Linked DNA regions of Homo sapiens: region 1 is linked to region 2. The links are chromatin contacts, found by Hi-C or POLR2A ChIA-PET in ENCODE. All regions are on one chromosome and are shown on one strand. Each heading gives the region's core, a stretch centred on a gene start or an enhancer-like site at or near the end of the contact. The rest is flanking DNA. Distances are from core to core; before and after follow the strand shown.

Evidence for each region. A loop is a pair of places that touch in the nucleus more often than their neighbours do. ChIA-PET counts read pairs that join two places held with the same protein, here RNA polymerase II (POLR2A). Pooled maps may share reads with other maps.
Region 1: a map of B cell shows a loop between it and region 2 (15-fold over the local background). The contact joins the promoter of ADARB2 here to the enhancer-like site in region 2. A Hi-C loop is called at or near these places in 2 of 168 maps with a recorded cell type or tissue (B cell and GM12878), 11 of 37 single-sample maps with no recorded cell type and 5 of 50 pooled maps. POLR2A ChIA-PET finds 5 or more read pairs at or near these places in 1 of 52 experiments (endothelial cell of umbilical vein).

What each region holds. Positions count from the first base shown.
Region 1 is chr10:1,735,962-1,741,652 of GRCh38, forward strand. It overlaps ADARB2 (adenosine deaminase RNA specific B2 (inactive)), which reads right to left and starts at 1,564. Exons shown (of 10, transcript NM_018702.4): 1 at 1,090-1,564. The coding sequence starts at 1,189. RefSeq lists an enhancer at 896-1,492 and a silencer at 1,454-1,513.
Region 2 is chr10:1,485,416-1,491,536 of GRCh38, forward strand. All of the region lies in intron 1 of ADARB2 (adenosine deaminase RNA specific B2 (inactive)), which reads right to left. Among named protein-coding and RNA genes, the nearest start is that of ADARB2-AS1, 38 kb to the right of the region's middle. RefSeq lists an enhancer at 3,664-3,713 and a silencer at 3,856-4,022. Within about 2 kb of position 4,521, at least 3 of the 41 ENCODE cell types and tissues checked have a DNase peak (open chromatin) inside an H3K27ac peak, as active enhancers do; they include B cell and GM12878, where a contact is called at or near this core.

The DNA of each region.
Region 1 (5,691 bases), core at 314-2,813, 250 kb after region 2:
ATTCTTCAGGAAAGATGGACAACCCCAAACACACCTAACGTTGCCTCCTGCTTTCAAACAACTGGCAAAGCTGATCAATTCTAGCTGTGTTTTTCCAACCGTTCTTTATACTTCTACCTCACTTAAAAAAAATCAGCACATTTCAAATCATGATTAGAACTGAACTTTCTCCTGCAGGCTCACTAGGAACTGACAATAACACAGGTTCCTCTAGGAGAGAAGGGTCGGCATGAGAAGAATCTTTTAATTCTTCCTGGCATGCACACAGGCTACGATGGCACTGGGGGCATTGCTCTCATATTGGAGCGATTGCTAATTTTGCAAAATCCCCAGTGTGAAAGCCCTCCCTTGCTGTAGCATTGACTAACTTCAGCGCGGCCCAGCCCCAGGAATATCAGTAACAAGGCACAGCTGAGTTTGTCAGTGGCCGCTGTCAGCCGGCTGCTTTTCCTGCTTTCCTGGTTTGCGGTTTTTTTCTACCACTAACAAAATATGATGCTTCTTTCTGTTTTCCTGTATTCATTTCTGCTTATTTCTCCAAGGACGAGCCCTGTGTTCTCTTTACGACCCAATGTTTACAAATCGACGGGCACCACATTGAGTAAAAACTGCCAGCCAATTTGGAGAGGCGATCGCAGGGCTTCGCCTATCCCTTCCTCCGGGACAGTTTGGATGGGAGTAGCTGGCGCGAGGGCTCGTTCCCCCGTTTTTGGGTAATTCCTTTGGCACTGGGAGACGAGATGGCCTCCGGAGGGTGGAAGGCAGTGCCAGCCCGGCCGGCCACTGGGGACTGCGGGGCCCGGAGACGCGCGGGGTCCCCGGGGAGCTCCTCGCCGCCCTCGCCCCACTTCGTCCGGGTCCCTCAAACATGTCGCAGCGTGGCTGCTCACTGTCCCCTCTGGGCAAGAGGAGGCCCCAGACATTTCCACGGGATCTGAACTCCCGAGCGCCCTGCACGGAGCAGCCATCCCGCCAGCACCCCAAAGTGAAGCTGCTCACAACGGACAAGCCCGGAGACCCCATGAGAGGCCGGGGTGGAGAAGCCGGGGGTGAAGGGGGGCAGGGGCCGGCGCGCCACGCGGTCCTTACCTTTCCGCTTGGACCTCCGCCTCCTCCTCCTCTTGGACTTGCATTTGAGTTGACTGCTCAGCCCTCCAGACCCTCTGCCGCTCCCCAGGACCGAGGCCATGGCCGAGACCCAGGCGCGGAGCCCAGAGCCGCCTCCCTCCTGCACCTGCACCTGCCTCCTTCCCGGCAGCCGCCGCCGCCGCTGCTGCGAAGCTTGAGGTTGCAAACCCGGGAGCGGCTCACTTTTCAGGACTGAGCAGGAAAGCGCGCTCCGTCTCTCTGTCTCTCGAATTGTTCTCTATGACTTGCTCCCACTGGGCTGGGGGCCTCGGCTGGGCGCCTGGAGCGAGCTGCTCCCTGGTCAGGGAGGGCGGGGAAGGGCGCGCGGCGTCCTGAGTGCTCCGAGCTTCCCGCGGGCTCTGCCTCCTGCTCTGGGCTCCCAGCGCAGGGAGGCTACTTTTGCGCCTCTGCTAGTTGTTTGGCACCAGCCACTTTGAAGCCAATCACGCAGGGAGCTTGTCTATTTGCTGCAGCAGCGTCTAATTAGATCCAATCACAACTGCTTTCTGGCTCTGACATCAGCAGCAGCACCAGCCGCACCGCCGCCTGGCCGCTTGCAAACTCAGCTCCCGTTTGGACGGTGAAGCTCCCAGGACCGGCGGCTGGAGGGAGGCTGCTCCCGGGGAACAAGGACGCGGCGCGGGTGCGTCTGGGAGAGACCGGGGGAGCCTCCAGGAGGGACCCTGCCCGGGAGGACGAGGCCTCCTGCCGCAGCCTCGCGGACAGCTCAGCTCGCCCTGCTCAGAAAGACACAGGGACGGGTTTTTCCAACCAACAGTTTTTAACTAGTCAATTCATTACCATGCTCCTTGTGTCAAGGGGGGGAAATACCTCTTTCAGAAATGCAGAGACCGCACTTCCTCAGAAACGGACTGAGGTTTGCAATTCCCCAGGAGACAGCGTCCTGAGGGGCATTTATTCCTCAGAGCCTGCATGCTTGTCTGTTTGCCTCTTCTTTCCCCTCTTCATATTCCTTGGCCGTTTCCAATGCAAAAGATAAATCTTGCATAAAGACAGAGGTTTTGGGATCTGAGTCTGATTTTTGCCGTCAGGAATTTCATGTGTTGCTTTATTTAGGGAACAATGACACAAAAGGAAGAGAAAGCTCTCAGCGGAGAGTTTTGTTGCCAAATGTAATATTTGGATGGAAGAAAGTAACATTTACAAAGAGGTGGATTGCACACTGAAATAGTTTTAAGCAATTTTTTTTTCCAGGAATGTCCTATGTTTCAAGATTATACTTATGGAACCCTGGAAGTCTTATGTAAAATATAAAGAGGAATAGAATCTGGTAATCATCATTGCATCTTGTATTTAAATCACATAAGCTTTTAATTACAATAGTCATGTTTTTAAAAAAATCCACTCTAAAATTCATTAGCACACATTAACATGTTGATATAAAAATGGCACACAAATATTTCTGCTATTCATTGCCTCACATGCAACCTTTTCAGCTGCTTATGTGCCTAGAAATTTCCAGATAATTTTTATCATAAGAAAAAAGAATCACTCTGGGGGACATTGGAAATAATTAGGATGATCCTGTGTTGTTATGTGCTGAGCTGATAGATCGTAGCTCAGTTTTCATTGATGAGAGAGAGTAAGACATTTGATTTCAAATCTTAACTCTACTGCTATGACCTCGGGTAAGTTAAACCGTGCCTCAGTTTCCTCATCTGTAAACTGGGGATAACAACGTCACCCACCTCATAAGTTCATTCATACTCGTTGAATCAGTATCAACCAGTATAGACAGGAACTGGAACATGTTAATTACTCTATGATTATTTATTAAATTTTTTCCAGCAAATAATTTGGAAGGAATGAGCGTATGTTGCAGACAAGCCTCAGAAAGACAGGGCTTCTGCGTTTTCCTTTTAGAATGTTGAACCTTCTAGTCCAACTCAGACTGAGGACCACAATCAAACCAACATCCCTCTTCAGGGCTGGCTTCAACAACCCTGTTCCCATGACAGCACAGCTCAGCTCTGCTGATAATTCCCAGCGAGGGTTGAGAAGGCACATAGCTCTCTCACTTCCTCTCTGCAATACCCGAGATATTTGAGTGCTTAAACTATATCGAGAAACACAGCTCTAGGACTCTGCCTGTGAAACTTCTGAGCTTCACACAATGTGCTGCACTAATCCAGAGTTGCCCTATTTCTGTATCTGCAGAAAACCCATCAGGGGGTGGAGTCACCGAAGGAAGGTGCTTCAGAAGAGCTTCACACACACACACAGCCCCCACAAGGTGGTCAGCATTTATTAATGGCCCCAATAGCTCCATCATCACACGGAGCAACCGTGCTGTCTGGGAGACTCGTATACATGAACCCTTGTTTCACTCCAAGGGCAGGTATGGTGGCCGGAAAGTAACGTGTCTGTTAAATGTTCTTCTGATGTTGGTGGAGTGGGGAAACAAAACTGAAAACTGTCTTTGAACACTTCATTTAGACCCTAATTTGAAAGTTACGATCGAAATTTTGGCAAACCTTTTTCTTGAAGTTCCTCCAATTGGTTCTTTTTTGTATAATTTATGAAAATGCTGTTTTCACAGATACTTGCTGTTTTCTGTATTTTATTTATTTTGCATAAGACGATGCATAATAGATGATGCTAGGGCGACGGCTAGGCGAGAAAGCCTTTGTTTCTCATCACAGAGGGGCTTTAAAGAAGAGGCTCGCAGCGACAAGTGCGTTAACTCCAGCGTGGTTTCCAGCACGTCTCACTCTGCTGTTGCAAGCAGGGCTGCGAGTGAGCAGTGCTGGTAAGCTGCCATTCCCCGATGAGCCTCCTCACCTCCTGCCTGTTTCCCACAGTGCCTCAGCGCAGCTTTGCAACGTGGTGGGATGAGCAGCAGTTGGAAGAGGCTTCAGGAGCAGGAGCCAATCTCGCCCGGTGCCCATCAGGAGATGTCGCTGTGGTGTCCCCAGCTACTTCATGCTCAGTCCCTGCTCTTCCCACAAAACAAAGCACCAGCAGAGAGGTTGCAAGGAGGAACAGGCAGCTACAAAGCCAACTGCAGCCCGGCATGAACCTATAGGGGTCGGGGGGAGACGGGTGAGGCATAGAAAGGAGCCCTTGGCTGGATAGAAGGGGCAGTGCTGCCTCCGCAGTGAGTCCCCACACCCAAATGGCATGTGTGTGCCAGGAGGAAGAGTTTTCTCAATCAAGGCCAGAAAGGGTCCTCTTGTTGGAGTTGCTTAAAGCTCCCCCAACTCACTGTTGCTCTCATCAGTCCTACAATGTTACAGGTCTCCTGTGTGATATTTTGCTTGTTTCTTCAATGTCTGTCTCTCCATAGATCACAAGCACCACAGGAGGCAAAACCACGTCTCTCTGTGGCTTTGCGGCTGTGCGGGCACTGACCTGGGACACAAGTGTCCTTGCAGGGCAGAGGCTGATATTTACCACTGGGGCAGTGCTTGCTCTGCTCAAGGTATGGTTCTGAGCTTAAATGTTATAGTGACTCTCAGTTAATGCACAAGACCTCGATGGCGGCAGGACTGAAACAATATTCATTTCAGAGGCTCAGACAACTTAGGTAACTTGCTAGAAGTCACACGGGTTACTAGTCAGGATTCACATTCAGCACATCCTAACTTCACAGTCTGGGGTTGTTACCACTACGCCCTGCTGGTATTTTATCCTGCAGCCTGAAATTGGTAGATTTTGTGAACTTCTACAAGCCTTCTTGAGATAAGCAAAAAATACATTAAATAGTGACTCAAAGCTTCAGTAAGCCTATGTGTGTGCATAATATACACACATATAAACATATCAGAATTTTTCTTTCCTCAGAATGAACATACAATGTGGACAGAAAGACCTTATCATCCTCATTTTTCCCCTGAGGTTACGAAGGTGAAGTGTGAGGTCTGGATTCGTGTCATGTTGCCAGATAGCAGCAGAGCCATGACCCGAATGTAAGGTTCCAATACATTCCCGAAATAACAGCCATGAGAAATTTCATAGATTCACATAACTGCCCTGATCTTTTATTTCTGCAAAAGAGAGACCTAAGGCATCCTTCCTGCGGCTGACCACACAGCTTGCATCTTTTAACCCATATTCAGATCATCTTGTGCCCACTCCCGAATGTTTTCCTCTCAACTCCTTGACCTGTCTGAAGACATGGACAACTATTCTTTGCTTCAAAGTCCTGATGGTCAATACTGACTTACAATACTTCAGTTCTTAATGCATTGCAATGTCTTTCCAGATAGTTAAAGGGTTGGCTGACTTGATTTCTTATTGGTTTCCCGAAACAAATAACACTGACAAACAAACATGGTTTCTTTAGAATCAGAATTCTAGTTAATATCCCCTTCCCTCCATCAGACAATTTCACTAGGTGGAAAATAGCAGAATAAAGGATTCTCTGGAGATATTTGTGTTTGCTGACTCACTTTATCATCACATATGACACACAATTATGACTTTTTACAAGAAATAGCACAAGGGGACTTTTTTACTCTTTCATCTTCAGCCGTTGCTCTTAAGTCTAAATAACACACATCAAAGAACTTGGGCATGAGACCTGAAAGTATTTCCAAATAA
Region 2 (6,121 bases), core at 3,271-5,770:
CAGATGCAGGCAGACATGTAGACATGTACCTATGGCAGCATGTGGGGGGATATGTAGGCACCACGCAGCTCCGCACGCAGCCTGCATCAACAACTCTCACCCGCCAGTCTCTGGCCGCTGCCCACTTGCAGTGGGTGGGGGCAGAAGAGTCCACCAAGCGTCCCAGGTCTCGTCAGCATAGTTGATGACTCTCCTGGTCTGATCCACAAGGCTGAAACACTAACTTGTTCATTGCTGTCCTGTCACCTTGTCACAACACGTGCCCCGGTGGGATGGAATAATAACGCTCCGTCTATGGCGAAGGCTTAGGCTTTGCAGAATTGTTTGGGGTGAGAATGAGGCAGCCCTGATCCCCCATGTTCATTCCTCTGTCTCACCCACCTTGAGTGTTTGAAACCAGAAACGATTCTAATTCAGACTTGCAATGTGATTGTAATGGACAAAATATTGGCCTTGGCTTGGAGTGTTCAAGTTACGTCCAATGAGAAATAAAATATATGACTCTCCCTCTCTCTTCTAACTTCATCATTGGATTCCAGCAATTGAATGTTTGTGAAGGCTTGGCAGGGAATTAAAATCTATTTCAGCTGGCAGAAGCTCTGAGGTGCTGTATTTCTGGCCTATGTATGGTTGTATTGAAGGGAGAAGATGCACAGTTCCTAGAGGTGCCACATCGGCTACTCATTCATCTTTGAGTTTTGTGGTTGGGCCAATTATCTCAAGCTCTACTGTAAACCTCGTTAGAGGAAAAACACAATGAAAATGTGTGTGTGCATGTGTATGTGTGTGGACGCCTGTGTGTGTGTGTGTGTGTGTGTGTGTGTGTGTGTGTTGTTAAGCACATCTCAGAGATGCTTTCTAGATGGCATCTATTCCAGGTTTATCTGTTTGGGAGATGATAAATAGAATTCTTAATTATTGCATTATTCTCTCTAAATTCCAGATCATTAATATATTCTACAGAGGTAACTCTAGATGGATAATTAAGTAAATCATCTGGAGAGTCGAACAATATAGACACAAAGTCTGCACATTTCAGGTGGAGCTATTAAAAACACCAAGGTCTTTAGGGACTGGCTGTGTCTGGCCAGAGTTAATCAAGCTAGGTTTATAACAGATTTGCTTTGGCTGTATATTAAGCAGTTAGGGCTGCTTTCATACAAATATATTCTACTGTGTCTTCCTTGGACTGTGTTTTATTTTCTTATTTTTGACAGAAATATGGGTATACAGACCTCAAGAAAAAGCAGGGGTGCAAAAGAAACGACGGCCAGCCATCAGCATCAGCCTCAGAACTGAGGGTGACCAGGGTTGGTGGGGACTGACCAGAGACACCATGACTCATTGCTACCACATGGGAAGGTATCCAGGACTGCCAGATATTTCAGGAGGAGCCAGAAATCTCGATTTACTGGTGTAAGAGAGTCCCACATTTAAAATGCAAGAGGAGTGAACGTCACTGGAATTGAGATAGATGAAGTACATGTAACTGGTTTAGGGTTGGAAGAGGAAAGAAGAGAGAACACGCGAATCTCTGTTCTAAGTCTCCCACTCAGACCTCCCACACAGACCTCTGTGCTCTCAGTGCTCATTGTGTGTGAGAATTATCTGCAAGAACTCTAGAAAGTCGTGGAGCCCTGGGCCCCACCAGAGAGGCTCATCAGCTGCACGCGTGGGTGCCGTGGGAGCCCGGATGCTGGGGAGGCCGGATTTCAGCCCTGCTCCCCTTGGCCAAGGCCTTGGATAGCAAACCTGGAAAGTCAAACCAAATCCATCTACGACTGGGTGAGACTCAGGTGAAGGGTTGTCAAGTTATCTGGTGATTCTGATGCAGCATTAGGGTTGGGAACCCCAGTAACATTTAAATTACTTGAGCTCTTCAGTTGCAAGTTATTGAAAACAAGTGAAAACAAAAAGACTAAATAAACATTCTCCACACACACACTCACACTTCTCGTAAACAGAATTTGGCAAGATAAGCTCTTGCTGGTCTGGGAGCTGGACTTCTTTATAGCTCTTGAGGGGAAGGAGAGGAGGTGCCTGCTGCTGAGTGGAGACCCTGTGGGCTCACCCATGCCCTGCCCTGACCTGCTCCCGGCCCTGGGTTGTGGGCGAAGCTATAGCCTCACACTTCATTTTGGGCCAAGGGTTAGGTGGGGTAAATAAAGGTCATGGAACATGACTTGGGATATCTGACTTATTCCTAAAGTGTAGTTGGAATAAAGCAGGAAGAAAAGAATATAGACATTTGGGAACGGACATGGTTTAGGGAAAAAGTTTAGGTATTACAAAATGTGCAAAAAGATGTTTGTTTTGCAATTTATGTTTTCAGGCTGGTGTGAACTAAATACAGATTGACAGCTCTGAAGAACCAAGAGTGGTCAGAAAAACAAAAGTGTGGTGGTAGCTCTTCACCTACTGGGAGTTAAAAACACGTGCCGCGGGTGTGAGGAGAGCTTGGCATGATTCCACAGAGGAGGAAGAAAAAAGGAAACAAACAAACAAACAAACAGATGAAAGGGAATTTGTTGAATTTACAATGAATTAGAGTCTTTCCATTGTACTAATTTAAAAGTTAATATATCAGCTTCAAATTTTTCATAAATTGTGGTAATTTCCAAGAAGGTCATCTACATGTTTCTTGGTTTGCTTTGAGAAAGCACTCAATATAAAGAATCCATTCCATTACTTTTTATGTATTAAAATCTCTCTTAAGCATCTGACTATTTCATAATTTATAAGCTAGTGTAGACTTTTGAGGCAAGCATTTTCTTTGAAAAGATACAGACATTATCTCAGATTTGGCAAAGAAAAAAAAAAAGGATGTACAAACATCCTACAGTTGGCACTGCCTTTTAAAGCACATCCAAAAATGACCCACAGCAAAGTGACAATGGTAATATTTGCTCACATCACATGAGCAGGTCTGAGTAGCCAATGACCTGTGTCTGGGTTGCTGGTGTGATGTATTACAGTTTCTACAATTTGCTGCAGGCAGAAATCTTAATTAAGGCCTTTCCTAAAGAGTGACCTTCAGGGAGGGCATTACTGAATTGGTGTGAAAATAGACAAGTGGCCAAATTGCCCTGGTGGGACGGTGGAGAACTTGGATATCTCTCTCCCACCAAAGAATGGGCTGTGCTGGATATAGGCCAGGCTGCAGGATCAATGATCAATGATCAATGAGCCCTGCACCCCATGAAATAGCCTAACACTGGGGAGACGTGAAAGGGAGGACTTTTCTTTTTGGCGAATGCACGTCCGCTCCTCACACTGGAATATTCTGCATCTCCCTGCATGCATGTCTTCTCTGTGAATTCTGGGCCTGCGCGAGTCTGAGAAGAGCAATGCTCCCTAACAGCATACGTGTATCTGTGTTTCCTCGGGGGAAAACGCTCGCATATCTGCGGTCCTTGACGATATCGTCTGACAGGTTTTAGAAGGAGATGGTTTCTTCTTGGTCAGCAAACCAGGATGAGATGGGAACACATTCCGATCTGATCAGGGAGACCTTATACAGTGTTTGCCCTCCTTTTTGAGAGAAATTGGAAGGCATCCTCCACTAAGGTGAAGATGGATTGTGCAGCTTCAGGGGGCACAGGCTCCTGGCCGGGTGCCAGCAAGCGCGACTGCGCACCTCGGATCAGTGAGGCTTGCTTCTGCCAGATTTCTCGCGGCTGTGTGAAGTATTGCAGCCAAATGTCTCTCAATTTGCTCATTTCTTGGCCAAAGTTACTCCCTGATACTTAAACTCTAAGACATTGATCAACTTCTCATGCACTTGTGGAGGCCCACGGATGCATCTGACCTTCCCTTTCAGCAAGGCGTGACCGTGCCTCTCTGGGAGCTTCTGCACCGGATGCACCTGACCTTCCCTTTCAGCAAGGCGTGACAGTGCCTCTCTGGGAGCTTCTGCACCGGATGCACCTGACCTTCCCTTTCAGCAAGGCGTGACCGTGCCTTTCTGGGAGCTTCTGCAATCAGGGCAGTGGATCTACCCAAGTCGTCTGGTCACAGTTCTCAGTATCCTCTGATCTAACATTTTCCTGTGAGTCCAGAGGAACAAATACCTTCACAGCCGCCACTTAATGTGTTGCCCATTAGTAGCGGATCCGCAAGTCTCGAGCTTTCTGTTTGCATTAGCGGAAGAAAAACAACAAAGTCAATCTCAGAGTTTTTTAAACCACTGGGAAAACTATAAAGATGGCAAATGCTTTTGAGTAACAATTATTAGGCAGAAGACACCACGGTTATTTCAACCTGCCTGGTCTTTAGGTAAGACGAACTCTGAACTTCTCAAACCAGCACTTTCTGAAGCCTAGAAGAAGAATATGTAAGGAAGAAGAGACTCCAACACAATTGTATACAAGAAATGCTGGATGAGGGATCCTAATAATTAGCATATTAGGATCAAACACTCTTGGGTGTCTCTCTTGGGTGAAATATCTGGTGAGCCTGAATGAGAGGGGGTCAAAATACTGTGGGATATTTAAATTAAAATGTCTCCATACACCACATACTTTCATATCATGAGGGTCTGTCTAGGCAAGCTGCTGCTACAGGTGCACGGACAACAAAGACCTCAGCCTTGCAGCTGACTGACAATTTTGTGATAAACAGAAGCACACGTTAGCTGTCAGGTAAGTGAGCCTGTGCAAGATGCTGTCATCAGAGAATACATGAAAAACCAGGAGGCCCAGGAGAAGAAGCAACACTAACAACGGCCTAGGAGAAGAAGCAAGCCTAACGCCAGCCCCTTTAGTGGAAGGCTTCACCCAGGACTTGCCTTGGGAACTTGCCCTGGAGGAAGAGTAGGATTCCACCACTCAGAAAGGCAATAATGGGATGATAATAGCAGGCAATAGTATACTATAGATTATATGGAAATAATAATTAAGAATAGTAGGTTAAATGTTAAGATAACCTTATATCTGAAAGCACTTAACTGTTTACAAGGTAAGTTCCAATATATTAATTCAAATGACCACTGAAAAAATCCTCTGAGGTTTCTTTTACTACTGCTTTTAATTTTTATTTTAATTTAATTTTGTTTTTCTGAGACAGAGTCTCGCTCTGTGGCCCAGGCTGGAGTGCAGTGAGACAATCAGGGCTTACTGCAACCTCTGCCTCCTGGGTTCAAATGATTCTCCTGCCTCAGCTTCCCCAGTAGCTGGGATTACAGGTGTGTGCCATCCTGCCCAGCTAATTTTTGTATTTTTAGTAGAGATGGGGTTTCTCCATGTTGTCCAGGCTGGTCTTGAACTCCTGACCTCAAGTGATCTGCTCTCTTTGGCTTCCCAAAGTGCTGGAATCACCCGCCTGAGCCAAGACAGCCAGCCTGCTATTGTTTTTTTAAATAAGCCGTTAAATGGCTCACCCAAGACAATATACACATGAAAGTAAGAATCCAGAGCTGAACTTGGTTCTCTGTTTCCAAGGACCATACCCCAGTTGTCTCATGAACTACATACGTCAGCAGATAGGATGCCATGTCTAAGCCTTACAGGATTACCATGCTGAAGGAAGAGGACCTTGAAGTCCACATCATGGCAGGTGCTTCATATCTCTTAGGAACAATGAAAAAGTAACTGGCCAGAGGAAATGCCTTCTGCAGTCCTCACAATTTTATAATTTCTTTTTGTTTATGTATTTATTTAATTGTTATTATTTTTTAAGAGACAGACTCTTGCTCTGTGGCCCAGGTTGAAGGGCAGTGGCATGATCATGGCTCACACAAGCCTCAACCAGGCTTAAGCAATCCTCCCACCTCAGCCTCCCAAGTAGTTGGGATTACAGGTGTAAGCCACCACACCCGGCTAATTGTTTTTATTTTTTGTAGAGACAGGGTTGTGCCACGTTGCCCAGGCTGGTCTGGAACTCCTGGGCTCAAGCAATCCTCCCATCTTGGCCTCCTAAAGTGCTAGGATTACAGGCATGAGCCACCGTGCCTGGCTTATTATTTCTTTTTAGGAACCATTTTGAAACCTTTTATTTAACTGGAGTTTTACAATCTTACTGACACCTAGCATTTGTGTGCCTACAGAATGTTAAGAAATCCTGATAACTCAAAAAAGCCCATTCTTTGTTTCACCATTTTGTCAGCTCTAGAGTCATCCTGCCT